Linked DNA regions of Homo sapiens: all the other regions are linked to region 5. Evidence: chromatin loops called from intact Hi-C (ENCODE). Cell type or tissue: Caco-2. All regions are shown on one strand. Region 1 holds the start of NTS (neurotensin). Region 2 has its middle 260 kb from the start of LINC02820. Region 3 has its middle 59 kb from the start of RASSF9. Region 4 has its middle 6.8 kb from the start of NTS. Region 5 holds the start of LOC107984537 (a long non-coding RNA gene). Region 6 has its middle 46 kb from the start of NTS. Region 7 has its middle 190 kb from the start of RASSF9.

Evidence for each region. A loop is a pair of places that touch in the nucleus more often than their neighbours do. Peaks named below come from ENCODE experiments on the same cell type or tissue, not always from the same donor. Only the 100,000 strongest peaks of a DNase experiment are listed, where the experiment ranks them.
Region 1: it touches region 5 in a loop (9-fold over the local background); 92 of 110 quality-filtered maps call a loop at or near these places.
Region 2: a loop joins it to region 5, with 8 times the contacts of the local background. A loop is called at or near these places in 19 of 110 quality-filtered maps.
Region 3: a loop joins it to region 5, with 4 times the contacts of the local background. A loop is called at or near these places in 2 of 110 quality-filtered maps.
Region 4: a loop joins it to region 5, with 9 times the contacts of the local background. A loop is called at or near these places in 92 of 110 quality-filtered maps.
Region 6: it touches region 5 in a loop (14-fold over the local background); 61 of 110 quality-filtered maps call a loop at or near these places.
Region 7: it touches region 5 in a loop (11-fold over the local background); 4 of 110 quality-filtered maps call a loop at or near these places.

Annotation. Positions count from the first base shown.
Region 1 is chr12:85,870,978-85,874,977 of GRCh38, forward strand. It overlaps NTS (neurotensin), which reads left to right and starts at 3,318. Exons shown (of 4, transcript NM_006183.5): 1 at 3,318-3,499. The coding sequence starts at 3,427. In Caco-2, a CTCF peak has its summit at 1,707 (motif pointing left); no DNase peak of the experiment used is centred here.
Region 2 is chr12:85,573,806-85,577,805 of GRCh38, forward strand. No RefSeq gene overlaps it. Among named protein-coding and RNA genes, the nearest start is that of LINC02820, 260 kb to the left of the region's middle. In Caco-2, a CTCF peak has its summit at 2,063 (motif pointing right); a DNase peak (open chromatin) is centred at 2,066.
Region 3 is chr12:85,775,879-85,779,878 of GRCh38, forward strand. No RefSeq gene overlaps it. Among named protein-coding and RNA genes, the nearest start is that of RASSF9, 59 kb to the right of the region's middle. In Caco-2, no CTCF peak of the experiment used is centred here; no DNase peak of the experiment used is centred here.
Region 4 is chr12:85,865,460-85,869,459 of GRCh38, forward strand. No RefSeq gene overlaps it. Among named protein-coding and RNA genes, the nearest start is that of NTS, 6.8 kb to the right of the region's middle. RefSeq lists a silencer at 1,830-1,929. In Caco-2, a CTCF peak has its summit at 1,899 (motif pointing left); no DNase peak of the experiment used is centred here.
Region 5 is chr12:85,467,341-85,471,340 of GRCh38, forward strand. All of the region lies in intron 4 of LINC02820 (long intergenic non-protein coding RNA 2820), which reads left to right. LOC107984537 (a long non-coding RNA gene) reads right to left here and starts at 2,295. Exons shown (of 3, transcript XR_001749238.2): 1 at 2,236-2,295; 2 at 1,198-1,289; 3 at 1-504. RefSeq lists an enhancer at 1,407-1,456. In Caco-2, a CTCF peak has its summit at 1,513 (motif pointing right); DNase peaks (open chromatin) are centred at 1,601 and 2,161; H3K4me3 peaks cover 825 bases.
Region 6 is chr12:85,918,067-85,922,066 of GRCh38, forward strand. No RefSeq gene overlaps it. Among named protein-coding and RNA genes, the nearest start is that of NTS, 46 kb to the left of the region's middle. In Caco-2, CTCF peaks have their summits at 2,480 (motif pointing left) and 2,679; no DNase peak of the experiment used is centred here.
Region 7 is chr12:85,640,656-85,644,655 of GRCh38, forward strand. No RefSeq gene overlaps it. Among named protein-coding and RNA genes, the nearest start is that of RASSF9, 190 kb to the right of the region's middle. In Caco-2, a CTCF peak has its summit at 2,393; a DNase peak (open chromatin) is centred at 2,366.

The DNA of each region.
Region 1 (4,000 bases), 400 kb after region 5:
ACCTTAGAAGTCAGAATGTTCTCCTTCTAGCAGTTTACAGTTTACCATAAACTGTATAAACAAACTACGGAGCATTTAACAGAAAACTAGGAAAAATAGAAGTAGACGAGACTACTTTCAGGACTCAAACTTGGAAATGTTTTTGTTGATTAAGCCATAAAATACAGGATGATCATAGGAAGGTGAAGGGGAGATTCCAGGTTGTAAAAACACAACAGGCCAAGTTTCAGGTATTTAGGTTACCAAAAGATTGGAAAATCCTGGAAGCTGTTAATGAGGTATTAAAGTCACCAGAGCTATAGGAAAAAACCATAAGGAACTGAAAAACCAACCCTTGATCAGTTGGTTCCAGAGCTTGCCCTTCTCCAAACAAAATAAGCTTACAGACCACTCTTTCTAACTGCCAATTCTTCAGGTGTCTCTGTTGATTATTTTCAGCAATTACCTAATAAAGGTCTGACATAAGTAACAGTACAAGCTTAGAAATCTACCTACTTTAGAGATGTTGTAATCAACAGGTACCTAACAGGTAACATCCACTTAAGAAGGCCAACACAGGAATATTATTAAAGGACAATGCTTAAAATCTTTATCAGATATTTTAAGAACTAGGTAACCCTTAGAAGGATCTAAGGTATGCCGGGCATGGTGGCTCACGCCTGTAATCCCAGCACTTTGGGAGGCCGAGGTGGGCGGATCATGAGGTCAAGAGATCGAGACCATCCTGGCCAACATGGTGAAACCCCGTCTCTACTAAAAATACAAGAATTAGCTGGGCCTGGTGGTGTGCCTGTAGTCCCAGCTACTCGGGGGGCTGAGGCAGGAGAGTTGCTTGAACCCAGGAGGTGGAGACTGCAGTGAGCCGAGATCACACCACTGCACTCCAGCCTGGTGACAGAGAGAAGCTCCATCTCAAAAAAAAAAAAAAAGAAAAAAGAAAAAGGATCTGGGGTAAAAAGCCTTTAAAATAAAAACAGTTCACCCATCTCCATAGCAAGGTGTCTACAATCCTGCATTAAAGGCATCATTTAGGAAGTTCGTAGGGTACTTTTTAAGTGGAAAAATACATACTTAACCTTTATCCCTACAACAAATTGTTTTATTGGTTTATGTGTAGCTTGAAGGCATTAGATTAGAGCAAGAAACAAAAAGCCTAACACATTAAAGAAAATACCAATTAGAGGTCAAAGTTTATCTACATCATAATTTTACCAAAGTTATACATCTTTTTTCCCCAAAAGAAAAGTAGCATATAGCATCTATTTGAATTTGAATTATTTGACATAACTTAATGTTTCCCCTATTCTTGAATATTTATCACATATCTCAATTTTCACATTAACAACTAATATCCATGTTATATATTTAAAATGAATTTCCATTAATTCTTCTCCCCCTTTTTTCTAATTAATTAGGGATCAATTTTGTCAACATATTGAAGAAATCATCTGAGGAAAATAAGAATCACATTTCCTTTTTACTATTAGACTGCTATCACACATTTTAAAAGATCATTCTTTGTATTTGCAATTCAAAAGCAGAGAAAACAACTAATTTAATTATCATGCAAAGTATATATAATTTTCCCGATTTGTTAATCAAAGTGGCTTTAAGAGGATTCTGTCACAAAGATGCTCTGATAGTAACAGGAAAGTAAGCACAAATCCTCACTGAGACTCTGTTAAGTGAAAACCAAGTGTTTCAAGCTTCCATTGCTCCCCCTAATGGTAGGAAAGCAGAAAACATCTAGACGTATGTATTTCACATTTGTCAACTAAATACTTTACAGAAACCTTCCTCCATGTGAGTATGTTCAATATTGTGTTTTATGTAAGTTCAGAAAACAAACTAAAAGTAATAAATATATCAGTTATTATTAAATTTCTGGTATTATATGAAAGACTCCTTGCTATTCTAAGTAATTATTAAATGTTTGGATTTAATCGCTTTGCTTAAGTTTTGGGTAAAGGTGAAAAAGTTAAACTCATAGATTGTATAATATAAATCAATTATCTATAGGAACCAATCCTATTTTTTCTCAACTGTTACTACATGATTGATTTATTTAAAAATTAAACAAGACTCAGACAACTTTACATTCAAATATTCACATCTCTAACAGCACTGACTTGTCAAATTACCCCATGTATCTTGAAATGCTTACTACAAGAAGAAAGTTTTACTCTAAAAGGCATTTTGAACAATTTTCTTTTGAGAACTCAGACAAAGAATGGGTATCAGTGTAACTCATGAAATACATGAAGACTATCATAGAAAAGTGACTTTGGTGAATGGTGGTTATTTAGGATTGTCTCCTTTCCAAAAGTACAATCTCTTTTTTTATGGTGAAAAGAGTATTATAACAGGGAAAGAAAGCCGATGCAATAGTAAAAACTGTTGAGAAGGGAATTATACAAAGAGTGAGACATGGCATCAAGAATGAATTCAAAAAGAGCAGAAAAATATAGGCATAAAAAGAGATAATGTACAGAAAAAAAGTCAGTGATACAACAACACAAATTTTTACCTGCTAGAATGTAAGTAATTTAGAGCTGGATTTTATAAACATGAAATTGTTTTTCTAATACATTCAACCAAAAGTCAGCACACATAGTTCAGTCATCTCTCATTACTTACAATAAAATATTTTCTATTTGTTAGGAAATAATATCTTATTCCCTGGATCTATTATTTCTTTTTATTGATTTTCTTTCTATTCTCTAAACTTAATTGCTTAATTTTTATAACTGATTCTCTGTCTCTATTCCATCTTATTCCAGCATGGATTATTTAAAACCTGTATTAGTTTTGGAACCACTAAACATTTGCTCAGAAGTTTGAATTACCAGAGAAGCACCCTAACTCTTCAAGAACTTCCAAGCCTAAGGAATCACTGATTTCATGCATTCATCCTGGAGATTTTCCTTAAAAATTAGAAATAACAGATCTCATGTTTCACAAAATCAAAATGACAACTTTTGGAGTGGGGGAATGAGAAGTGGGAAAAGGATGATACTGGGGGTTCTTTGTCAGTATGCTGTATGTATGCTGTATGTCAGTGCAGTTGAATGACTCCTTCTGTGCGTCAGAAATCCAAAGCAGCAGCAGCAGCAATTAGGGAAGATCGTCACTTTCACTCAAGGTTCAGAAATGGGGGAGGAGAGCAGGGGGGACAAAGGAAAAGGGGAGGAGAAAGCAGGGCAAAGAGGGGAGGGATGGAGGTGAAGATAGGGCACATCCTGCAAAGATAATGTCTGTACAATCAATGACATCATCCTCCTGCTTATATATATAGGGGAATGGCCAGAGCACCTCTCATAGTTCACTCACTTTCAAAGCCAGCTGAAGGAAAGAGGAAGTGCTAGAGAGAGCCCCCTTCAGTGTGCTTCTGACTTTTACGGACTTGGCTTGTTAGAAGGCTGAAAGATGATGGCAGGAATGAAAATCCAGCTTGTATGCATGCTACTCCTGGCTTTCAGCTCCTGGAGTCTGTGCTCAGGTAAGCAAAACAGAATTTCACAACTCCCTGAAGTGATTTCTTTTTTCTCTTTTGCAGTGTGTTGCTACTTATGTTAATGTATCTGGGGAGAAGAGTTGCTCCCTTTTATTCAGGATTTACCTTTTAGTGACAGAAACTGAGTATCTCTTTCTCTGCCTTTATGATTACTGAGAGATGTATTTTCTCTTTTAAAATCTGCAAAGCAATAAAAGGGATTTCAATGAAACACTGCACGACCTCCTTTGGAATTCAACAACTAGAGGGAAAAAAACCCTACAAAACTTTCAATTAGGCTGATCATTATCTAATGAGAAATACAGAGGCAGTGGCTGTCAACCTGCAAACCCATCATTAAATCCCATTCCATTCAAAATGTTTTACTCTCATCCTCATTCATTCTCTTAGGAAGCGGTGGCCCTCACGCCCTTGTAATAGTCCCCGTATTATTTTCTTGTTTGTGTTAAGATAACAAATAAAGTGAAAATTGATACTTAGTGAAAA
Region 2 (4,000 bases), 110 kb after region 5:
GTTTTATTTTTTAATTATTTGCTGACATAGTATATTGCCTGTGCATTAACAGTTCTTGTCCAGCCCTCGGTTTAGAGAGTTAATATTTGTGCACAAGCCACAAGGATGGGCTCTGGGGATGGACGATCCAGCCATACTCTCTCCATGGAGCCTAGTGCTGCTGATATATGGAGCCTCACTTCTCTCTTGTGGCTAGAACCACTACTGCCATCTCTACTGCATCTCACCATGGCTCCTAATCTGGACCCAGGTGCCACCTGGTTTTCTTGGGACCCCAGAATACCCCCTGAACTGGCTGAAGCCTATACCTGTGTGATGGGGCACCAGGCCAATTGCTTAAAGCCTAAGGCTCAAAATCCTGAGCCTGCACTTGCATGGACATCCTGAGGCCAATCTCCACCACTTACTGGCTTGCTCTATATCTCATAGACTTTACTTGTAATTCAAAAATAAAAGTATTAGGAATTTCTAGGTGGCAATAGCAGATTCTTTTTAAAAAATGTATTATTGATATTTCTTCTTTTAAAACTCATACTTTAAGTTCAAGGGTACAAGTGCAGTTTTGCTACATAGGTAAATTTGTGTTGTGGGAGTTTAAAACTAAGTGTGGGGCCCTTCTCAGAGTAATGCCCTATACTTTTTACTGTAGAGGTCACATGCCTATATACCTTGCCCTGCCCTGTCTGTGTTTGCTTACTGAACTTAAGGTTAGAATGATAATGCCTACGTTATAAAGTTGGTGATGATGCTAAATGAGATTGTAAATATGAAGCGTTTATAACAGAGTAGACCACATTTATAGCAAGCTCTCTGTAAATATAAGCTCTATTATTATTACAATAATGTGTGAGACACAGTCACTGCTTCAGACGTGTTTGTAATCTAGTTAGAGAGACAGACATGTGGACAATCCACTACAACAATATAATAAATAAATATCACTAGGCATTGGGAATATAAAAATGCCTTGTCTACAAGAGATCTATGGAAGTGAAACTGACATTTATATAATTATTGTTTAATATGATTAGTGTGAGCTCTACTTCCACTTAGGATGTAGAAAATCTCAAGACACAGGACAATGTCACTACTACTCTAATATCAAAAAAAGAAAATAGAAGAAAGGAAAAAGAGAAAGTATAATCTAAGAAATTATAACTTTTCTGAGCTCATCAGAGAATTGAGGTTGAAAGACAACTAGGTGAACTGAATTCCAAAAGGGTGACAGTCCCCTCCAAAAAGATGGTGTACATGCCAACTATTTTTCCTTTAGCAGAGTGTGAGAGGAAGAAGCAGCTGACATAAACATGCTAAGAGGGAAACGTCTAAAATGTTAATGAATTTTTGAAGATTAAATTTGGGAAATCATGAGAATTTAGAATTTCTCGAAACTTCAAACATGAGGTACCTCAGCACTTTCTTACCAGCCTTTTAACATGGGCCTCCACTGGGTGCATGTGAGAAAGACTGGGATCAGAGAAAAGAACCTGACAAGCTCCACCCCCTGTGTCAGTGGTGCAGGTATGCAAATGAGACTACAGTATTCAAATGGTGCTGCTGGAGAACAGACATGAAATCCAGACTCTAGGCAGAGGCAAGAATGCTCAGGGTTTTATATTTTTGCAGTAATACAAAGCAAAGCTACTGGGGACAGACAGGAAATGCACTCTTGGCCTAGACCCTCCTCATCCTTACAAGGCAGAGTTCTGGTCGGCAGGGGATTGGGAAGGGTGAGTTGCTGGGAGATATAAGGAATGCTCAGAAAGCCCCATCCTGGAAGGGTAAGTGTACAGGGCTTACCTAAGACTGAGGCTGGAATAAGAGAACTGAGAAATTTCCCGGCTCCTACCATAAGGCCTGCATGAAATAATAAGCAACAGCAGTAAACTGCTGAGATAACACTAGGAACATGGACAAAGACCCTTTCTGAGTCGTCCCTATGCAGGGCTGCTCAAAGCAACCATGCTGAGAAAAGCCTTCCAACACTCTAGATGTTATACAAAGCACAAGATAGCAGTAGTCCTCAACATAAGGACCCAGGATCATCTCCACTGATATTTAGGCCATAGCAGAAAAGTGCCACGAGATGGCACCAAACCTCAAACACTTCCTGAACAGGTCTGGATTACATAGCTGTACTCCTGGACCACCCATTTTTCTAGATGTATAGTCTAGTCCTAGTCATTGAATGTTTCTTGTCTGTCATTACAACCGTGCATTTAATATTAATGTTTTGCCTTTATTATTACTGGCCATTGTGACATAGAATATCTGTGTTTTTTTTTTAATTTGAGTTTTCTAAAACTATGTATTACAAAAGTGGTATGACTTGAGGAATGTTTTATATATGCAATTGGGTTGGAAGAAGTGATCAAACATGCACACAAACAGAGAGAGAAAGAGAGAAAGGGAGAACTCTAAGATGAAATGAAATAAATGTCCTAGTTGAATTTGTCAAATATATATATATATATATATATATATATATATATATATATATATGTGGCAAATACAGTGGCACACAGGAAATGAGATCATATGTCATGTTTTAGTGTAGTTTCTCATGATCCTCAAGAGTCCTCATGGGACATTAAGCTGTCACTAACATATTTGCAGGATCTGGAAAATGGAATTCTTGCTATATCATGGACATCAAGTAAGGATGGCTATTAACTCTCTAATGCAGAACTACATTTTTAAATTTGCATTTACTTTTAACATTTTTATGCATTAATGATCTTGCCTAAATCAATGATTACTTTGGAGATTATAAAATGGTGATTTGTTACTTCTAGGTTTACGCTGTTTCATTTTATCTCATTTTATTTTGATTCCAAGAGAGAAAAAAAATAATAAATGTGCATCATCAACCCACTGGTTTAGCCTGATAACATATCGGTTTAAAAGTCATTAAAAGGGGCCAGGTGCGGTGGCTCACACCTTTAATCCCAGCACTTTGGGAGGCCAATGTGGGCAGATCACTTGAGGTCAGGAGTTCGAGACCAGCCTGGCCAACATGGTATAACTCTGTCTCTACTAAAAATACAAAAAAATTAGCTGGATGGGGTGGCAGGTGCCTGTAAACTCAGCTACTCAGGAGGCTGAGGTGGGAGGTTCTCTTGAACCTGGGACTTGGAGGTTGCAGTGAGTCAAGATCACACCACTGAACTCTGGCCTGGGTGACAAACTGAGACTCCATCTCAAAAAAACAAAAGCAAAACAAACAAACAAAAAACTCAAAAGTCATTACAAGAAGAAATAAGAGATATTTTAGAAGAAAGATATAAAAAAGGCCTTTCCTAATATATATTTGATGATTTTCCAAGAGGCAAGAGTTCAGCTTACTTGTTCTCCTCATTATGTGGTTGGAGGTTGGGTGTATTAGATAAACCAAGGCAGGCATATTTTTAATTTATCACATTTCTTATCTTGGTCTCCGGGCTCTATATCACTTTATCCTCACTTGATCTCACAAAGTCTTCTATAATTCTCTCCTGTGATCCATACAGTACAGGTGCATTTGCCCCTTCTTATTCCTCAGACATATGCCACTTTGCCAGATTGTCATATAGCTTCCTTCTTCTTGTCTTTCATTTCTTGGATTCAGTGTCCTGTCCCTAGACTGTCCTTTTCAGACCATTCAATATAGAGTATCTGCTGCCTGCTCTGTGTTACAGGAGCCTCCTTAAAATCCATGCTAGCATTTGTGATATCTGTTTTTTGTTTTTTTCTTTTTTGGTCCTTTCCTGTCTTCCCCTACTAGAATGTCAGTTCCAGAATAGCAGGTGTCTTGGCAATCTATCCGTTTCTTACTATATCCCACCACCTAGAGTAGGATTGTAAACAGTGTTTTTTGTTTTTTTTTTAATATAAAAGCACCTTTGTTTATTCACTTCTTAAACTTTTACCTTTTCACTTTCTTATTATTAGGTATAAAATATGGATTTACATGTAAAAAAAATATTTAATGGCCCAGGAGTCCTGCTTCTTTTAGTGGCAA
Region 3 (4,000 bases), 310 kb after region 5:
GCCCAGCCCTTCATTTCATTAGATTTGTGAAAGAAAACCACTGTATTTCTTTCCCCTATCACTCAGCAGGATATATCTCTGTGTATAACTACAAATAGAGCTTAATTATGCGTCTTCAGTATGACACAGTTCAAACTATTGTTTGTCCTTGGAACTCTTTACCATTAGATATAAGAAAACAAGAAAGGGAAAACAAGAGAATGATGTTTGCAATCCTAAACAACAAAAATATTTATTTTCTTGTTTTAAGTTATTTTCTACACAGGAACTAATGATACATTCTATTGTAAATGATTAGCATCCTGATTTCATGCACATTTAAGTTTTAGTTGGAGCTAAGTGAAAACTAATGGTTTAGTAGCAGTGATTTTATATTGTTCAGCCTAGCAGGATACCTGATCTCAAATTATTCTTTTAAGAAACTTTAGCCTACATTTGAATTATTATTCATTTGAAATGAATATTTGCTTCTCAAATTGTTTGGAAGTAAATTGAATACTTGTCTATAAAAACATTTTCTCTTTTCCAAACTCATTTTTAATCATATATTTTTGCATATCTACAGATTTGAGGCCACACCATTTTATATATAACACCAACTAGCTTACCTCTTAGCCTGTGTGTGGGCCTGCAGATGGGACAGACTCACATTTGTGTTGCAGTTGTCTATAATTACCTATGAAAATATGAAGCAGCCTTTCTAAGCCAGGACTGAACTCCCTTCTCAGTGGAACATGTGGTCAAATTGATTTTTTAAAATAATCCTTGTGGTTTTAAGATGATAATTGTAGTGTTAAAGATAAACTTTGGCAAATTAAAGTTTTTAGGAGTTTATTTCAGCAGACAGCGAAGGAACACAGAGTGTTAGAGCTTCCTCATTCTAATAGCTTTCCATTTAATTATTGTAACATTTGAAAAGTTAGAATACTTAATCAGGCCAAATGAAACCAATTTCTACGTAAAATACCTTCATTAACATTCTGATATATGGTCTACATTTTTCATATAATATATTACAAAAATCAGTGTATGCACATGCATTATATCTCATGTATTGTGTGTGTCTACTATATTGTGTGTGTCTGTGTGTGTGAGTGTGTATGTGGTTGCATAGAAAAAAGTGCATGGTTGATGGACCTGTTAACATTTTTTTTTCTGAATTCTTGTTACTATGATATCCTCTCTCATATTGTATCTATTAATATTTTAAGGCAAAGACTAATTATCCATGATGCTCTCATATTTTTTTAAAATACAAGTGTCTGTATATTCTTCTAATACCAGTACATAAATACGTGCTTCAACTCATGTACAATTAAATATAAAGGAAATTGACATTTGTCTAGTGAATTAAAGGAAAAATAGATAGCTGACTACTTAAACCAATAAAGGCAGAAGAAAATAAAATATAATAGATTAATTTAATTACTTCCTAATTAATCTAAGACAATAATTGCTAAAACTACAATTAAATTCAAACTAGGAAAGTCACTTTCCAAATATGTTCTATAAAATGCTATTTTAGTGGATCTTTTAGGTGTAACAGAAAAAAGAAGTTCAGTAACCCAGTAAGTTTGGACATACTTAGCTTGAGTGAAGCAGGTTTTGTTGCGGTAGTTTGTTATTGTGTATTTATTTGCGTGTATTCTGACATTAGACCCTCTCAGATCTGTAATCTACTAATGTTCATTGTAAATATCCAATACTAGGTGGTAGTGTTACCAGAAAAACTGGTCTTCATCCAGACCCCAAGAGAAAGTTCTTGGATCCCACATAGGAAAGAATTCAAATAGAGTCACAGAGTGCAGTGAGAAGAGACATTGTATTGCTAGTTTAACGGGCATCCCCTTTCTGAGGACACCCATTACAGAGTAGGGTGTCCTCACAAAGCAGGCAAAGAAACACATTGGCTTTAAGTTTTTCTTCTGTTGTGGTCTTGTCTATGTAAAGACTAAACTAAGCTGTGACTACATGCAGTTGGGCTGACAGCATGACAGTATTTATTATTCTATTGATTTAAAGAAAACTATCTTTGACATTTTAGTGTGTAAGTACATCAAAGCATAACTATAAATATCTTAAAAGCACATATTGTTATGGGTATTGGGACATCTGGACTTTTTGCCATTGTAGGAGTGTGTCCTTGTAGGTATATTTAGGCTGTTTCCTCAACTATAAGCATCTTAGGACCATGGGTTAAGACTGGCAAATAATGCATCTTGCTAGTCTTTAAGATTTAGTTGATTCTAAAATGGTGTCACCTTGGCTATCCTAGGCTCCTGTTTCCCTAAGAGTAGGATACAATATTTCCCAAAATTGTTGGCCATGGACATGCTTTACTCTGTTTGTTGAAAGAGCTGACTAATATTTCAGTGAACAATTCCTGGCAAATGCTAGTGTAAAAATATCAAAATATTTTCCTTGAATGCATTGTATGTTGTTTATTGTAGTAGATTCTATATATAGACTAGACTGTAACCCTTTATGTAGATTTTTTTTTTCTTGAGACGGAGTCTCACTCTGTTGCCCAGGCTGGAGTGCAGTGGCGTGATCTCGGCTCACTGCAACCTCTGCCTCCTGGGTTCAAGCAATTCTCCTGCCTCAGCCTCCCGAGTAGCTGCGACTACAGGTGCATGCCACCACACCTGGCTAATTTTTTGTGTTTTAGTAGAGACAGGGTTTCACTGTGTTGCCCAGGCTTTTCTCAAACTCCTGAGATCAGGCAATCCACCCGCCTTGGCTTCTCAAAGGCTAGGATTACAGGTGTGAGCGCCCAGCCTATGCAGATATTTTAATATCACAGCATCACCTGTCTTAAAGTCTTTAAATTTAGTGACCTTCGTGGCCCCTACTTCTTAGTCTCCAAGGTATTTTGACATTAACTTACATTGTATAAGCATAAATTATGAAATATTTCTCTTTTATTACATTTTTTATCTTACTTCTTTCACTTTTTTACTTGATTGAACAAATTCCCCATTACTGGTCATCACAGTCAGTATTTACATGCACCTCTTTCTTTTCCCTACTTTGGCTTTGTGTATCAATGTAACCAATTGGAACTCCAGGCTTGGCTATTTTCATAATAGGCTTACTACTCCTATAAAATCTCTCAGAAACTATGGGCCTGCTTCTACTCTTTCCTTCTTGTCAATTTCCAGATATGAATCATATGCACAGCAAACTTACTTCACAATCACCCTACCCCCGATTTCCCTAAGAGCAGAACCTTATTGAAAGAAGTCTCAAAGCTATGCTAATAAAGTAGGCATCCCTACTGAGCCCTCACTGTTACTCTGAAATCTTTGTGTGTGTGTCTTCTTGATAACATTACCAAAGTTTGCACATAAACTATCCCAGACCTTCTTAACTCTCCTAAAAGTACTTATCCCACTTTGAAACCCTAAGAAAATGACCATGTGTTCTAATTTTTAGAGAATTCAAAGTCATTCTTAGAACATGTGAAAAAGGCAATGTCAAAAATAAAACAAAACTAAAAAATAAAAATAACAAAACAAAACAACACAAAAAAGTCGTTCTTCCTAATTCATTTTATTATCCAAGAATATGGCGCTATTCTGTTCGCCAGGACTAATCCTCTGTATGCATTTGCATCTCACTGTTCCTTAACTTTCTCCAGGACTCTATTTTATTGGTCTTCTTTCGATTACATGTTTAATCTTTTTCTATTTCTTACTTCCTTCCCTTCAGTTTTAACTGCTCATAGGTAAAAAAATCAGGAAATATCAAATTACTTCAATTCATTTCTTTCTTCCTCAGCCCCCAGACCACTTCTTTTCCAAAAACTAGTTCGCACAAACTAGCTCCCCTTTTTCAACACTCATTCTCTCAATTAATTATAATATGATATTCACCTCATTCCTGAAAGTTAATTCTCTAGCCAGCAGTTAACTTCCTTTTCAACAAACCTGAAACCTCTTTCAGTTCTCATCCTAATTGTGTATGAACAGTTGGCCTATTGAGTATCCCTGCTTATTTG
Region 4 (4,000 bases), 400 kb after region 5:
TCTGTAGGGCTGCTGCAGTTTGCTGGGGGTTTACTTCAGGCCCTACTCATCTGGTTCATCCCCATGCCAGAGATGTCACTGAAGGAGTTGGGAGAAGAGCAAAGATGGGTGCCTGCTCCTTCTTCTGGGATCTCTGAACTTGAGGGGCATCAAGTTGATGCCAGTAGGGTTGGTCTTATATAGGGTGTCTGACAACCCCTGTTGGAGGGTCTCACCCAGTTTGGGGGCATGGGAAACAACACCAATTTAGTAAACCACTTTGTCCCTTGGTGGAAGGGGTGTGCTTCGCTGGGGGAAAACCTACTTGTTTGGGCTGCCCAGATTCCTCAGAACTACCAGGAGGAAAGGCTAAGTCTGCTGGTCCATAGAGACTGCAGCCACCCCTCCCACTAGGGGCTCAGGCCCAGGGAAATCCAGGTTCTGTCCCTGAGCCTCTGGCTGGAGTTATTGGAGTTCCTGCAGGGAAGCCCCACGCAGTGAGGAAGGATGAGTCAGGGTCAGGCCTGAAAAGGCAGTCTGGCTGCCATCTGCCACAGTCAGAGTGTCGGGCTGTGGGAGACACATCTTGGGACCAAGTGGTCCAGCCTCCCGGACTCCAGCAGGGGGAAAATGCAGTCTGGAGCTATAGAGATGAATGCTGCCCTTCCCCCACCCAGGGAGCTTAGCACGTTAGGCAGTTGTGAGTCCCAGTGCTGGCTGCTGCCCTTTCCCCAAGGAGCTCGAATGGCTTAGACAGCAGTCAGCTGCAGCTGTGGTGCTGGCAGCTTGGTAGACTTAAGCAGATTCCATCTGAGAGGCTGTTGAGAATCTGCGCAGCTCCAGAGTTGGGACGCTAGGCCCCAGTGGTGTGGGTTCATGAGTGGGATCTTCCAATCCATGGTTTGCACAGTACCATGGGAAAAGCACAGTTTCCCCAGCTGGGTAGCATGCTCACTCACCGCCTCCCTTGGCTGGGGGTAGGGGGTCCCCTGCCCCATGTGGCTCTCAGGTGGGCCACTGCACCACACTGTTCTTCCTCTCTGTGGATCATGCCAGCCTCCTAGTCAGTTCTGATGAGAGAACCTGGATACCTTGGTTGCCGGTAAAGGATTCTCACACTTATTATGGTTCTTTTAGATGGGAGTCTCCCAACGCCGCTGTTTCTAGTGGGCCACCTTGGCCTCAGCCCCACCCCTCCACCCCAGTTTGTACTTTCTTGTGGAGAAAAATCATCTGAAGCTCAGGAGCACAGAGATGATCCCCTTAAACAGAACCTAAATAGGATATGTTACCTGCCTGGTCCTTGTAGGTATTTGAGTATGGTTATCTGACATATGACCATGTCCATTCAACTTTAGGGCCAGAGAGACTTAGAAAAAAGGTGATGATGTTACATAGTAAAACAAAAGTTTATCCAAGTAGAGATTCCATGATCTAGGAGCTAAAAGATTTGTGTTTACTGGACGATAGCAACAGAATTGATTGTGCCAAAAGCAAGACATTCTGCTGAATAAAGACAAAAAATAGGCTGTCCAAAAAGAAAGCCTATTTCAAAGTGACTAATCCCTTTGATGTGTTCCAACTTGTGGGGATGCTATACAGAAACTCACAGAGAATAAATTATTTCTCAAAGTAGCTTGACCGATGTTGGAGAATCAATCCTTCCCCTGAGAAAAGAAGTGAGGTCAGACTCAGAGCAGTTAGGACCTATGTGATTAAGAGTCGGAAGGTGAAGGAAATTTGTAACCCATCTAGAATATCTGGACTTCTGTCTCTTTCTCTGAAAAATGAAAGTATGAGACTAGCTCCATACAGCCATTTTCAGTTTTACGTTTTCTGGGTCAATGAATTATGATGACATTAAAATATGGTCTAGTACTGTGAGTTCTTGCTTGATATTTCCATTCTGTACATACTAGTGCCGCCACCTAGAGTACAAAGTGGGAAATATTCTCCTTCCCAGGCACCAAGCTTTGACTCCCCTCAGGCTAAAACCCCACTTTTTCTCTGATTCTTCTATGCATACTTTCTGTCTTCTACCCAGTCACGACAACTCATTGCATTCAGAGCCCATTTAGGTTCTTCATGATCTCTGTGTTTAGAAGAAGGATTCTGAGATCAAGGGTCTGTGTTTTTGTTTAATATGTGTAATACAGCTAAGTCTGAAAAGGTGGAAAAACATGGTTAAACTGATGAATTGGAATTAAAATCACACCTAATTTTTTCACTAAATGTACATTCAAGTTAAAAGTATTAGCCTATACTTTGTTTGGCATAATATTTTATACAGCATGTTAATACAAGATTTTCTTTGACTTATTACTTGGGTCTGGTATTAATGTTACAAAGATTAGCTGTTGCTTTGGAATGAAAACATTGCAGTCCTACCCATACTCTACTTAGTAAGTCCCATTGTCCTTAGTTAAACTCTTTGTATCTCTTATTTTTTTTAACCTGCACAATAGGAATAATATCCTGTGAACTCTGCTTCACGGTATGCTATGTTACATGAAATAAAATTAACCTGGCATATAGTAGGTTTTCAATAATGAATTTGAAAAGTATTCTTTAGATTACTCCTAGATCTGTAGTAGTGGTTACAGTGGCTGTTTCTTCTAGACTCAGAATGCTCTAATGTTGACTATAGTCTTCTCTGTCTGACAGCTTGCCGGTACTTATCCTTTCTGCACAAATTGGCTCACCAAATTTGGGGCCTTCTGTAACACCGTACACCCAGTTTTCCTCAAGGACAACTTAGAAAATTCCAACTGAAATTAAATCAATATTCAAGAATCTTTGAAAGGAAGCATTTTTTCATACTATTTCATTTTGCTAGGAATTTCTCCGAAAGAGGTTTCCTGGATTTTATTATTCACAGATTGGAGAATAAAAATGTCCTTGTGAGAGGTGAGGGAGTGGTAGCTTATTCTAAAACCATCAGGGAGGGATTCTTGGAATTCGATTAATTCATTAACGCATATTGTCAATATTTACCGAATGATTACTATGAGGAGAATTATTTATGTTCTGATAATTTAGGGAAACAAGACAAGAATATCCATGCTTTTATTAACAAAAGACAAAAATAAATGAACAAATAAAGACTTGTAGAGATTGAATGGGGATAGTGGTGAAATAGGTTTTAAAATAAATGGTTGTATCAGTCAGCTATTGCCACAAAAATGGTGTATAACAAGTGACTCCAAAAGTCAATTACTTTAAAGCAAATTATTTAACTCTGTTCACATGTCTCTGAATCAGCTAGGGTAACCCTGCTTTAAGCTCGGGAATCTCTCCCTTACATTGCAGGTGTGCAAGTCAGCTGGGGCAGCTTTGCTCCATATGTCCCTCCTCATTTTGGGATCATCTGAGAAAAGAAAAGAGTTTCTCATGGCAATGGCAGAAGAGAGAAAGGGAAAGCCCTATGTGTCAAGCACAAATCAAGTCTGTCTTTTTCTTATGTCTACTAACATCCCACTGGCCAAAGCAAGTCTCATTTCCTAAGTTAAAGTCAAAGAGTGAGGAAGTATATTTCATCCACTCTGGGAGGAGTAAGGGAATGAATATTTGATGAACAGTAATCACAGTTTTCATTGCAGATCTTTAACAAAAAAGCTTAGCATGTTGCACAAAAGCCAGAAGACCAATGTGCTTGAAACATAGGAACAGAAGGGGAGAATGGTGGAATATGATGATAGAGAGGAAGACAAAACCCACTCAGGTAGCATAGGCCATCATCAGGCATGACAAGAGGAAACCTTTAGAATGTTTTAAGCAGAGAATGACAGGAATAGATTTACATTTTTAAAAACTTTTCTGGAGTTTTTGAAAGCTGAAAGGGATCAAGGTTGTAGGGAGACTACTCAAATGGTTATTATGGCAGCGCAGGAGAAAGATGGTGGTGGCTTGGACTTAGGTGGCAAAAATGACATAAGGAAAAGTAGTTAGATTTGAAATATATTTTGGAACAGACCTGCACCCCAGGGGGTTTTGCTAGCTTGGAAGTGGAGGGGAGAGAGAA
Region 5 (4,000 bases):
TGATGACTCCAATCAGTAAGAATTCTGAATTCTGCCTCTTCGCTATTGTTAGCAAAGGTAGCTTCTCCTGTTGGATTTTTGATGCCTCCTCTTGATGTAATGCCTAATAATGATTCCCCAGCAGCTGGTATTCTCAATCTGGATCATTTTAGAAGGACTTTGAATCTTTGCTGAGCTTTCTTCTGGTAGCTACAACTGTGCAAACTCTTTTTTAAGGAAGTTTCTTCAGTAGGTGACCAACTGTCCTAGTTTGCTTGGGGCTCAAGGGTCTTCCAGGATACAGGAATTTCAGTGATAAACCAGGAAAATCCCAGGCAAACCAAGATGAGTTGGTTATAATCTTATGGTTCTTTGGAGCAGCCAGGTAACAACAGCAGCACAAGATCCCATACTTCCTTGCTTTCCTCTCAACATCATTTTTACTTTCTGTGAAGTAGCAATTGGCAGTGCCAATTTACCTTTGGCTTAGTAGAAAGCATTTCTCCAATTGTGGTTACATGCAACCTGAAGCAAAGAGTGCTTTTTTAAATTCAAATCCTTGAGTTCTACCTCAGATCAACCCTCAAATCTCACAGATGGAACCTGCAAAACCACATTTCTAATAAGTATTTTATAGGGATATCTGTATGCATTAAAGTTTGGGCTGTATTTCTTTATGAAGTCTATTTATAAAGTAGCAAGAGAGAACTTCTGTTTTTAGCTATCTGGATCAAGTTTAGGTAATGACAGAGTTGACAAAAGCCTCATACTTATTTTTTGATGTATTGAACTTATTTAAGTAATACAGGCACTTATGTAAATAAGGCCTCAAGTTGTGGTTACATGCATACTTTGGGGTATACATACCTGGGGTTTACCAAAATCCTGCCCCATGCAGGAGTGCTTGGTGTATAAATGGGATTCTAAACATTGTTTCAGAATCTTCCCTCCAACTCTTGCCCCAGGGCAATTATTAGATGTTTAATCTCCAATCAGGCCCTCCTTTCTCTTGTATATTCCATAGCTGCCATTTCAAAATTATCATTATTGCAGTCATATCTATATCACTATCAAATTCTTTAAGGGAAAGCTGCACTCCTCCCAACCCCCCTCAACTCCTACTTCTTTCTTTGTCCCATCTTCCCCTTCACAGGAGTCATCACCATGAGAGGACCCTCCTACCCTGGAATGTGAGCACAGTGGGAAGGTCCTTCTCACCCTGTGTCAGCACAGTATTTACAGCTCTTCTGAGACACACCGCTGGCCGCCTCCACTCCCTTCTCTGCCTGTGGGCTGGGTAGTGAGTTTTTCTGTGGGGGAGAAAGGAGACAATGATTAGCATTCCCTCCCATCTTTACTTCTAGGCTTAAACTTCTTTCTTTAATTGCCAAGTATTAGCTAGAGCATCCCATTTCTGCATGGCTGACTCCCTCCAATTTATTTTCATCATTTTAAGAAAAATCCAGGGAGAGCGAACAACCTGTTGTGGTCATGCTGGATCATTCCACTAGATGGCACGCTTAGGTTAGCTTTGCTTCCAGTTTCCATAAATGCAGGATTTTTACAGTGAAGCAAAAGCTGAGTCATAATTTATGTTTCATTATTTACTTGGCTGGTTAGTGAAGGGGTGGGTTGCCCCTCCACACCTGTGGGCGTTTCTCATCAGGTGGAACGAGAGACTTGGAAAAGAAAGAGACACAGAGACAAAGTATAGAGAAAGAAAAATGGGCCCAGGGGACCGGCGTTCGCATACGGAGGTCCCGCGCCGGCACTGGCCTCTGAGTTCCCTTAGTATTTATTGATCATTATCGGGTGTTTCTCGGAGAGGGGATGTGGCAGGACAATAGGGTAATAGTGGAGAGAAGGTCAGCAGGAAAACATGTGAACAAATGTCTCTGCATCATAAACAAGATAAAAAGTGCTGTGCTTTTGATGTGCATATACATAAACATCTCAATGCCTTAAACAGCAGTATTGCTGCCAGCATTTCCCACCTCCACCCCTAAGGCAGTTTTCCCCTATCTCAGTAGATGGAATATACAATCGGGCTTTACAGGGAGACATTCCATTGCCCAGGGAGGAGCAGGAGACAGATGCCTTCCTCTTATCTCAACTGCAAAGAGGCCTTCCTTCCTCTTTTACTAATCCTCCTCAGCAGGGACCCTTTATGGGGGTCGGGCTGGAGGATGGTCAGGTCTTTCCCTTCCCACGAGGCCATATTTCAGACTATCACATGGGAGAAACCTTGGACAGTACCTGGCTTTCCTAGGCAGAGGTCCCTGCGGCCTTCTCCAGTGTATTGTGCTCTGGGTACTTGAGATTAGGGAGTGGTGATACTCTTAACAAGTATGCTGCCTTCAAGCATTTGTTTAACAAACCACATCCTGCACAGCCCTTAATCCATTTAACCCTGAGTTGACACAGCACATGTTTCAGGGAGCACAGGGTTGGGGGTAGGGTTACAGATTAACAGCATCTCAAGGCAGAAGAATTTTTCTTAGTACAGAACAAAATGGAGTCTCTTACGTCTACTTCTTTCTACACAGACACAGTAACAGTCTGATCTCTCTTTCTTTCCCACACAGTTAGAAGTACTACAGAGTTTTACACTGTTTCAGAAATTAAGATATGTACTTTACTGTTGAATCTGACTTAATTATATTGTAATACATTGGGGGTTACCTTATAATGTAGGCAAACAGTAGTAAGCAGGTGAATGCCTTTATTGGGTCCTCCTACTATTTGTTGTGGTAAATTAAACAGCCCAGAAGGAGCAAAGTACCTCTTTCCCAGAGACAGAGCTTGGGTCTTACTATAGCTCTCACTGAGACAACTCTATTTTCACCAGTAGCCTCTCTTCTCTTCCAACTCTTAAACAGCACAGCCCGCTGTGCTACCCATTTTCATTGGTCATCTTCCTTGACTCTCTCTACTATACAAACTAAGTTTTAATAATAATTTTGGTTATGTTTCATATTCGCTATTACATCTTATGACTTTAATTAAAAGACATATTTTCAGAAGAAGTGATTAGGGGTTTGGAATAAGATAGTTTTATATTTTTAAAAAATATTGTATTTTATTTTTGTATTACGTCAGATTCAGGGATGCATGTTCAGATTTGTTAAACGGATATATTACATAATGCTGGGGTCTGGTCTTCTATTGACCTCACCACACAAATACGAAACATCATACCCAACTGGTAGTTTTTTCAAACCTTGCCCTCCTGTCTTCCTCCCCGCTTTTGGAGTCCCCAGTGCTGATGTTTCCGTCTTTATATCCACGTGTACCCGTTGTTTAGTTCCCACTTACAAGTGAGGACACGCGGTATTTGATATTCTGTTTCTGCAAAAATTAACTTAGGATAATGGCCTCCCCTGCATCCATGTTGCTGCAAGTAACATGATTTTGTTCTTTTTTATAGTTATGCTGTATTCCAGAGTGTGTATGTACCACATTTTCTTTATTCAGTCCACTTTTGATGGACACTTATGTTGATTCCATGACTTTGCTATTGCAAAGAGTGCTGCAATATCATGAGAGTGCAAGTGTCTTTTTGGTGAAATGATTCATTTTTCCTCCAGGTAGATACCTAGTAGTAGAATTGCTGGGTCAAATAGTAGCTTTTTTGTTTGTTTGTTTGTTTGTTTTAGTTATTTGAGAAATACTATACTACTTGCTGTAAACGCTGAACTAGTTTACATTTCTACCAAATGTTCTTTTTTGCTCCATCCTCAGCAACATCTGTTTTTTTTTTTTTTTGACTTTTTAATAGTAGCCATTGTGAATGGTGTGAGATGGTATCGCTTTGTGGTTTTAATTTGCATTTCTCTGATGATTAGTGATGATGAGCATCTTTTCATCTATTTGTTGACTGCTTGTATGTCTTATTTTGAGAAATGCCTATTCATGTTTTTTGCTCACTTTTTAATGGGGTTATCTTTTTTCTTTCTGCTTTAAGTTACATATAGATTCTGGATATTAGTCCTTTGTCAGATACATAGACTGCAAATGTTTT
Region 6 (4,000 bases), 450 kb after region 5:
AGTGCCGAATTTATCATGAATTAAGTGTTCACTTACTTAGTTTATAGTGTGTAATACTCTACTCAGTTGCATTTAGCAATTTTCTATCCTTGAAGTAATATCACACTCATAATCACTTCAACTTAGTAGTAATCTTGATTGTTCATTAAACAAACCCTCCTACCTTTTTTTCTTCTTCAAGAATGTTAGTTATTTTTGTTACCCTTGTATTCCATTAAAAATTTGGAATTAGCTTGTCAAGTACCACACATACAAACAAAACCTGTAAGGATTTTTATAAGTATTGCATTAAATCTGTAGATCAATTTTAGAAAAATGAACAACTTCAAAATATTGAATTTTATAATCCACATACCTGGCATATCTTTTTTCTAACACTCCTTTAATCTCCCTCAAAAGTAAAAAAAGATAATTTTGCATAGAGCTCTTGCAATGTTTTGTTAAATTTATTTCTACATAATATTGTTATTGTTCTTATAAACAATAACTTAATTTGTTATCACTTCATAAAAATATACTTGATTTTTAAAAATATATTTACCTATTTAAGTCCTTTGTCCATTTTTGAATTGGGGTTTTTGTTGCTGTTTTAAGAGTCTTCTACAGATTATAGGTGTTAGTCCCTTACGAGACATGTGATTTGTAAAGCTGTTTTTTGTTTTTTTTTTTTCCTTCTGTAAGTTATCTTTTTACCAGCACCACTTTTACTGTTCTTTTACTATTGAATGGTCTTGGCACCACTAAGGAAGTCATTTGACCATATATGCCAAAATTAATTTCTGGGATCTTTAATCTGTTACAATGGACTGTAAGTCTGTCTTTATTCCAGTACCACAATGTTTTGATTACTGTAGCTTTGTAGTAAGTTTTGAAATAAGAAAGTATGAGTAATCCAATTTTGTTCTTTTTTGTCAAGATTATTTTGGTGATTTGAGGCCCCTTAGGTTACATATTAATTTTAGGATTTATTTTTCTATTTCTTTAGAAAACAATGTCGAGATTTTGATAGGGATTGCAATGAATCTTTAAATTGTTTGGGGAAGTATTGACATCTTAACAATTTGAAGTCTTCCAATTAAAGAATATAGGATATCTTTCCATTTATTGATGTCTTCTTTAATTTCTCTCATAAGTGTTCTGTAGTTTTCATTGTACAAGTCTCTCACTCCCTTGGTTAATTCCTAAGTATTTTCTTCTTTTTGGTACTATTGTAAACAGATTTGTTTTCTTAATTTTCTTTTTGGATTGTTCATTGTTAAAGTATAGGGTCACAAATAATTTGTGTTGATTTTGTATCCTGCTACTTTACTAAATTTGTTTATTCATTTTAAGTGATGTTTTAAGTAGAATCTTTAGGGCTTTCTGTATGCAAGATTATATCATCTGCCTTAGAAAGGAGCGTCACAATAATTTATCAAGAATTTGTCTCCATTTACTTCAATACTTTTATGGTGGTGAAAATAGGTTAGAATGACTATTGGTATATAAATTTAAAAGAATAATAGATAATTAAAGATATTTTGATGAGTGGCAGGTTATTTAAACACATTTGTGCTATAGATAAAGAAACTTAATGTCAGTTTATTTATTTATTTACTTTTGAGATGATGGAGTCTCACTCTGTCACACAGGCTGGAGGGCAGTGGCGCGATCTCGGCTCACTGCAACCTCCGCCTACCGGGTTCAAGCGATTCTCCTGCGTCAGCCTCCCGAGCAGCTGGGACTGCAGGCAGGTGCTACCACGCCAGCTAATTTTTGTATTTTTTTAGTAGAGACGGGGTTTCACCATATTGGCCAGTCTGGTCTCAAACTCCTGACCTCGTGATCCACCCGCCTCAGCCTCCCAAAGTGCAGGGACTACAGGAGTGAGCCACCGCGCCAGGCCTGATGTCAGTATATTCAAAAGCTTCGAGTTCTCTGACTGTGGAGTTAACCTTTGCTCCTCAGTTACTTTGAGGCATTGTAAATCCTGGGGCCTAATTCACATGGACCTCCTTTAGAATAATCAAAGATGAGATAAAAATACAGAATATTTTTATAGCATTTTAATTATCTTGGAAAATAGTCAAGTTAATTACTCTCTTTAAAAACTAAAAAACACAACTTCATTTCCTGATCGTACCGGAAAAAGAGAACCTATAAGTTATCTTTACACATTCCAATAATCTTTATTACATCACCTTATATGGCATTTTAAAGTTGCCATTAGCATAACTTATTGTTGTGATTGTATATCTATAAATAATCTTATATTTAGGAGTATAAGGCAGATGGGTTTTCTTGCACAATTCATAATTTCAAGGATGTGAACAGAGAAATAAAAATGATACAAAGATAGGTGCATAGATTATAGGATCTAATTTTGGAATTATAGACAAATTTCAGAGATGCACGGAAAAGACTACCTGTGACGATAAGCAAATCTAAAGAGGGCGTTTAAAATATATTTTTATTTTTTGCATTATATTGCCACCTAGTGGTTACAACAGATATGAAAAGCAAAGCTTTTATAACCTTTGATGTCAGAAAGCCTTAACAGTCAACAAATACTGAAAAGAGAGAAGAGATGAATACATTTTAATGTTACTTTCTTTTTTCATTTTCTCTGCTCATCTGCTTAGAGAGATAATCACTAGTTCTGTGGAAGGCAGGAGGGGAAATAATTCAGACCCTTCCCACTAGCAGTGACTATGGCTAAATTTCTGCTTACATACTTGAAGACAAACATACAGCATCAACAGGATATTAATTTCTTTATAAAGACTATACAGTCTAGACAGTATTTAATAAGAATATGTGCCCTACTAAATAACTCTGGCTTTTATTCTAAATAAATATTTTTCTTTTTAATTGCAAGGAGCCCTCAGTTTAGCTCAGAATTCCCTTGCTGAGCCACCATAAGAAAATGGTGCTAATACAAAATACAAATACAAAATAGTCTCCCCATCCCCTATTTCTCTATCTTTTTGCTGTATCTGGCCAAGCTTTGAATAGTCTCCCCTATTCAAATTTTTCAACTCATATGAAAAGAGAAATGCCAATTCGTTCTTTAACATTGTAGGCCAGCATTTCTTGCATAATATTATAACCAATAAAATTTGAGCTCAATGAATAATGACCATATATCACATTATATATTTTGAATTTTAAAATTAAAAAATTATATTTATATATTTATTTGTGTCCAAATTGGAATAAAAATAATTTTATTTATAAAAATAATTTTCATTTAATGAAGTTTAACAGTACAAAATAAGCTATAAAGCTACCACCTTTAAGTTGTTCATCTCCTTACCAACTAGTATATAAGGTCATATATTTTATATATGATTTTCTGAGGCTTAGTAGAGAAGGAAACCCTGGAAATTATAATATACTTAGAAAACCTGGTATATGTCCAGGGAAGTCAAATTTGTTAAAACATAATAAACATTTATTAAATAAGTGAAGGAATGACTAAATGAATGGATGGATGTATGGATGGACGGAGGGAAGGAGGGATGGATGGATGGATGGATAGATGGATAGGTGGGCTGGCAAACTTATAGAAAGAGGATTTCTCCTTCCATGAGTTCAAACATTAGACATTAAAAAAAAAAGTTCTCAATTTTCCCATGAATGAAACAGATGTCTTTATATCCTTGCTCCTTCTAGGAAGGCCCAACAGTGCCATTTTAGAAATTCTTTGAGAGAGAGGTGCCACTTAAAGTAAGCAATCCCCAGTTGCTCAATCTGACAAATCACTGCAAATAATAACATGTTACCAAAATTAGCCTCCCCCATGCCCCCCAAACAGGATATCAAGCAGTCTGGTAAGAGATATACAAATAGAAAATTGTTTCAAGGGATTTAGGTTCCAAAAGTGGTGGTGGTGGTGGTGGTGGTGGTGGTGGCGGTGGCGGTGGCGGTGGCGGTGGCGGTGGTGGTGGTGGTGTGTGTGTGTGTGTGTGTGTGTATTTATAGGCTTCTTGTGTCTTTGGAAAAACCATGTCATAGGACC
Region 7 (4,000 bases), 170 kb after region 5:
CAATTTTATTTAAAGACTGAAAGTAAGTTTGTTATGTGTGAGGTTTAGCTTATTCAGAAAATCTAAATGGAAGGATGAGTACATGAAAGGTTCTTAACAGAAAGAAAAAGGTAACTGACCAAGGAAAACAAAAATTGTTGAATGTTTCTGGAGTTCAGATGAAATAAAATTCTATTAATATATAGTGACCCAAATATATGCAATTCTATGATTTTCTTCAGTAGTAGCAGATGTGTGTGTGAAGAGGGTGAAAACACTTGTTCAAATGAGTCCCAGTGACTAGCAAAGCAGCAATTTCGGTCAGAGAGGAAAGTTCAAGATGAGACTAATACACTGGAAAAAAATAACTCCAGATATCTCTATAAAATCAAAGAGTAGGCCATGAAAGTGAGGGTCTGAGGAACTACAATGTTAGGAGATAAACATTTTGAGGTTCCTGGTTTCTGCTGAGACATATTTTTTGTGATAAGAAGGTCCAAAGTGAATCCCTTAATATAAAGAAAGAAGTATAATCAAACAGAAGTTGATTGAATTTAAAGCAATTGTGAATTTATGAGATGAGATCTATAGTTATTTCCTTCTCTGGTCTTCGAAATTACTATGACTGATTATAGTACATGAGATAGAGAAAAACACTGATTCCGATGCCAAGAACTTTAATTGATATGAGAGAGTGATACAAAGATTTTTTGATTAAATTGTAAAGAGGAAAAATAAACAGCAATATGCTCAGAGCCTGTGAATTTCAAATGAAGAGAGAATTTTACAAGAGAGTAGAAAGTGAGAATTTTGAAATCAAGAATAATAATTGCACTTTTGGTTCTTATGGCTTATGTGTGAAGAAGTATCTTCTTAATGGGATGCTTTAATAGAAGAGTTTTCTTCTAGTAAGGGAGGTAGAAATCAAATGAAGCTGCCTTTGCAAAACTTATGACAGTGAGAGAAATCTGATATCACTTACTCCATCTTGCTTCTAACCTCACAAGCTAACTGCATTTGTTAACGTTAAAACAAAGATGATAACAGTCCTTTCCTCAAACTAATCACATCCTTGCTCAGGGACTGAAACTTGCCTTTGTAAGATGAATGGAAGTCCACGAGGTTAGGATTACAAGAGGGGTCAGAATTCTGCTAAAATGTAGATGTAGCTGAACGATAAGCAGACATTGTCTTCTAGCTTGCTTTTTTATGATTCCTTACTGCTCAGGGGTTAAGCAGCCAGAGGCCACAAGATTTGTAACTTCCTCAGTTGCTCCTATAGATTATATCTCTATTGTAAATCCTGAGATTAGCCTTTGAGATATTTTTTAGGCTTTTGCATTCTGGTTACCACCTGACTCTGTTTGGACTCACCCAGACCTGTGATTCACACTAAGAAACTGACTCAACTGGTCTTTAGGCCCCTATCCAGAAACTGACCCACGATGTAAAGTCCATTTTTGACCCTCTAGGATTTCATCCTCATCCAACCAATCAGCATTCTCAATTGCTAGCCCCCTGCCTGCCAAACTATCCTTGAAAAATCTTAGCCTCTGAATTCTCAGGAAGGTAGATTTGAGAAATGTCTCCTGTTCCCCTGCTTGGCTGTCCCTATGATAATTAAACTTTTCCTTTGCTGCAATACCTGCTGTTCTCAGTACATTGGCTTTTCTGCATGACTGAAAAGATGAACCTATTGGGCTGCTCCACAAGTATTAGGGACATTGTTAAGAAGAGCCAGCTTTTTGTATGATGGATATTTTTAAATGTTAGACTAGTAATTCGAAAAGTATATTTGAAAGGCGTGGGAAGTAGGGTAAGAGGAAGCACAGTTCCATGAGAGAGTAAGGTTCAGTAGATAATACAAAAACAGTGTCAAACTGAAAGAAAGAAGTTGAAGCAAAACTAATATAGGTAGAGAGTTTATTTGGGCCAAGCTTGAGGATTGCAACCCTGGAGCATAGATTCAAGTTGTCCTGAATATACACTCTGATTAGCAATAGCAATAAGTAGGTTTTTAAATTAAAATAAAAGGCAGTTCCTAAGTTGTTCTCCAATAATTTACATTAAAATATCAAAAGCTATTCATTGGCTATATGTTGTTTTTCGTGTCACAAATCCCCAAAACATGAAGATAATGGGTAAGGTCGCTAATCGGGAACAAAATGATTTTAAACAATCGCTCCCAGGCAACGGAAAGGAGACCAGATTATGCTCATGTCTTTTCTGACCTGGGTACCCTACAGAGTCAGACTGCTCTGAGTTATTTTTCTTTTCTCAACAGTGAGATGTTCACAGTGAAATCCTCTGTGATGAGCATGATGCAAAGACCAGGGTTGCAAAACACATTGCAATGCTCTGGCCATAAACTTTGAAACTCTAATGTCAACACGGGCATAGAGCCTCCTGGTGTCGCAGAGAGGGAAGCTCATGTGATGGCTTCTAAGGCTTTTGGAATCAGAGTGAAAGAATTGATTGATTCTAGGCCTATAAGATAGCATTTGCCTTTTCAAATAGATTTTACATTTTCTCTTTTTTGCTACTGATCACGCTCAGAGGACATGTTTTGTTGTTGTTGTTCTTAACCCCAGATCTTCTCTTTTGAGCAAGCTCTGTCATTTGCAATATTCTTTCTGGTGTGGCACCCAGACAGTAATAGCATACACAGTATCTTCTATCTTAAACATGGAAGACTAAAATGTCCCCACTGAAAATATGATGCAAGGGAATAATGTGTTAGTTCATTTAACATTATGCTATGACTTAAATTGAACTCATTAACTCCCAAATAGAGCCCAGTACTTATCTTTATATATGTATTTTAAAATAAAGCCCTTCTCTTTATAGTGTTATATTTGATCAGACTGTCAATATTATGAATCCATCATGAATACACTGTACTGATGTTCCTTCCCAATTTTGTGTTTTTTTAAATTTTGTTAAGTTGGAATCATCAACATTAATTACAAATGTGAAAGAAGACACAAAGATAGAGTCTATGGCATAAAATACATGACCTCTTTTAAAGCTGATGTCCATTATGTGTAGTGGTTAATCCACTTACAAACCATTTAACTCTATTATCTTTTCCAAGTTTATTTATTTATTTATTTTTATTTTTTCTTAGAGACAGGGTCTCACTGTGTTGTCCAGGCTGATCTTAAACTCCTGGACTCAAGTGATCTTCCTGCCTCAGTCTCCCAAAATGCTGGGTTTGCAAGCATGAGCCACCATGTCCAGCCTGTCTTTTACTCATTTCCATATTATCTATTAGGACACCATGAAGAATGTTGCAAGTAGCTCAATTAGTTTATGCATGCATGCATTCTCTTTACTTGAGTTCAATAATAATCTAACAAGTGAATCTGTACTTGTTAGAATTTTTATGGTATGATGAAAATACTTCTGCTAAATCCATGCTCTGAAGGCTGTTTCCATATTTCCCCAATCCTGTCTACATTTCTTACAACCTTCTTTGCTCAGGTAGTTTCCTTAGCATAAGTATCTTAACTAAAGATTTTAATATAAAATTTCTAGATTGTCTCTGAGCAGAGAGAATGTGAGAATATTTTGGAAAATAATATGCTGCCTAACTTATAAATGGCCTAAGATAATAAATATTTTTCTGCCCCTCAAAACTCTGTTAAGTCATTTATTTAGCAAACAATAAACTCACTATGTCCTATTTGTATTGAGGTCAATTTTTTTTTAAATACTGGATGTACCAGGCATTGGGCAGATGTTGAAAATACAAAAATCAATAAAAGTTAGTTCTTATCCCTGAGGAGCTTACAGTCTAATGACAGAAAAAGATATTTAAATAGGTAATACTATATGGTAAGAGGCATAAATAAAATAATGTGAGAATGTGGAATACTCGAAGCATGTGTCAGCTGGAATCTAAGTCTAAAGAAATTCGTAGTGTTCTCAAGTTAATATTATTCACATAGGGTTTTGTCTAAAACTTTTTTCACTGTAAAAATCATTCTGTTTTGTGATAATCACTTTAGTGAAACATTTC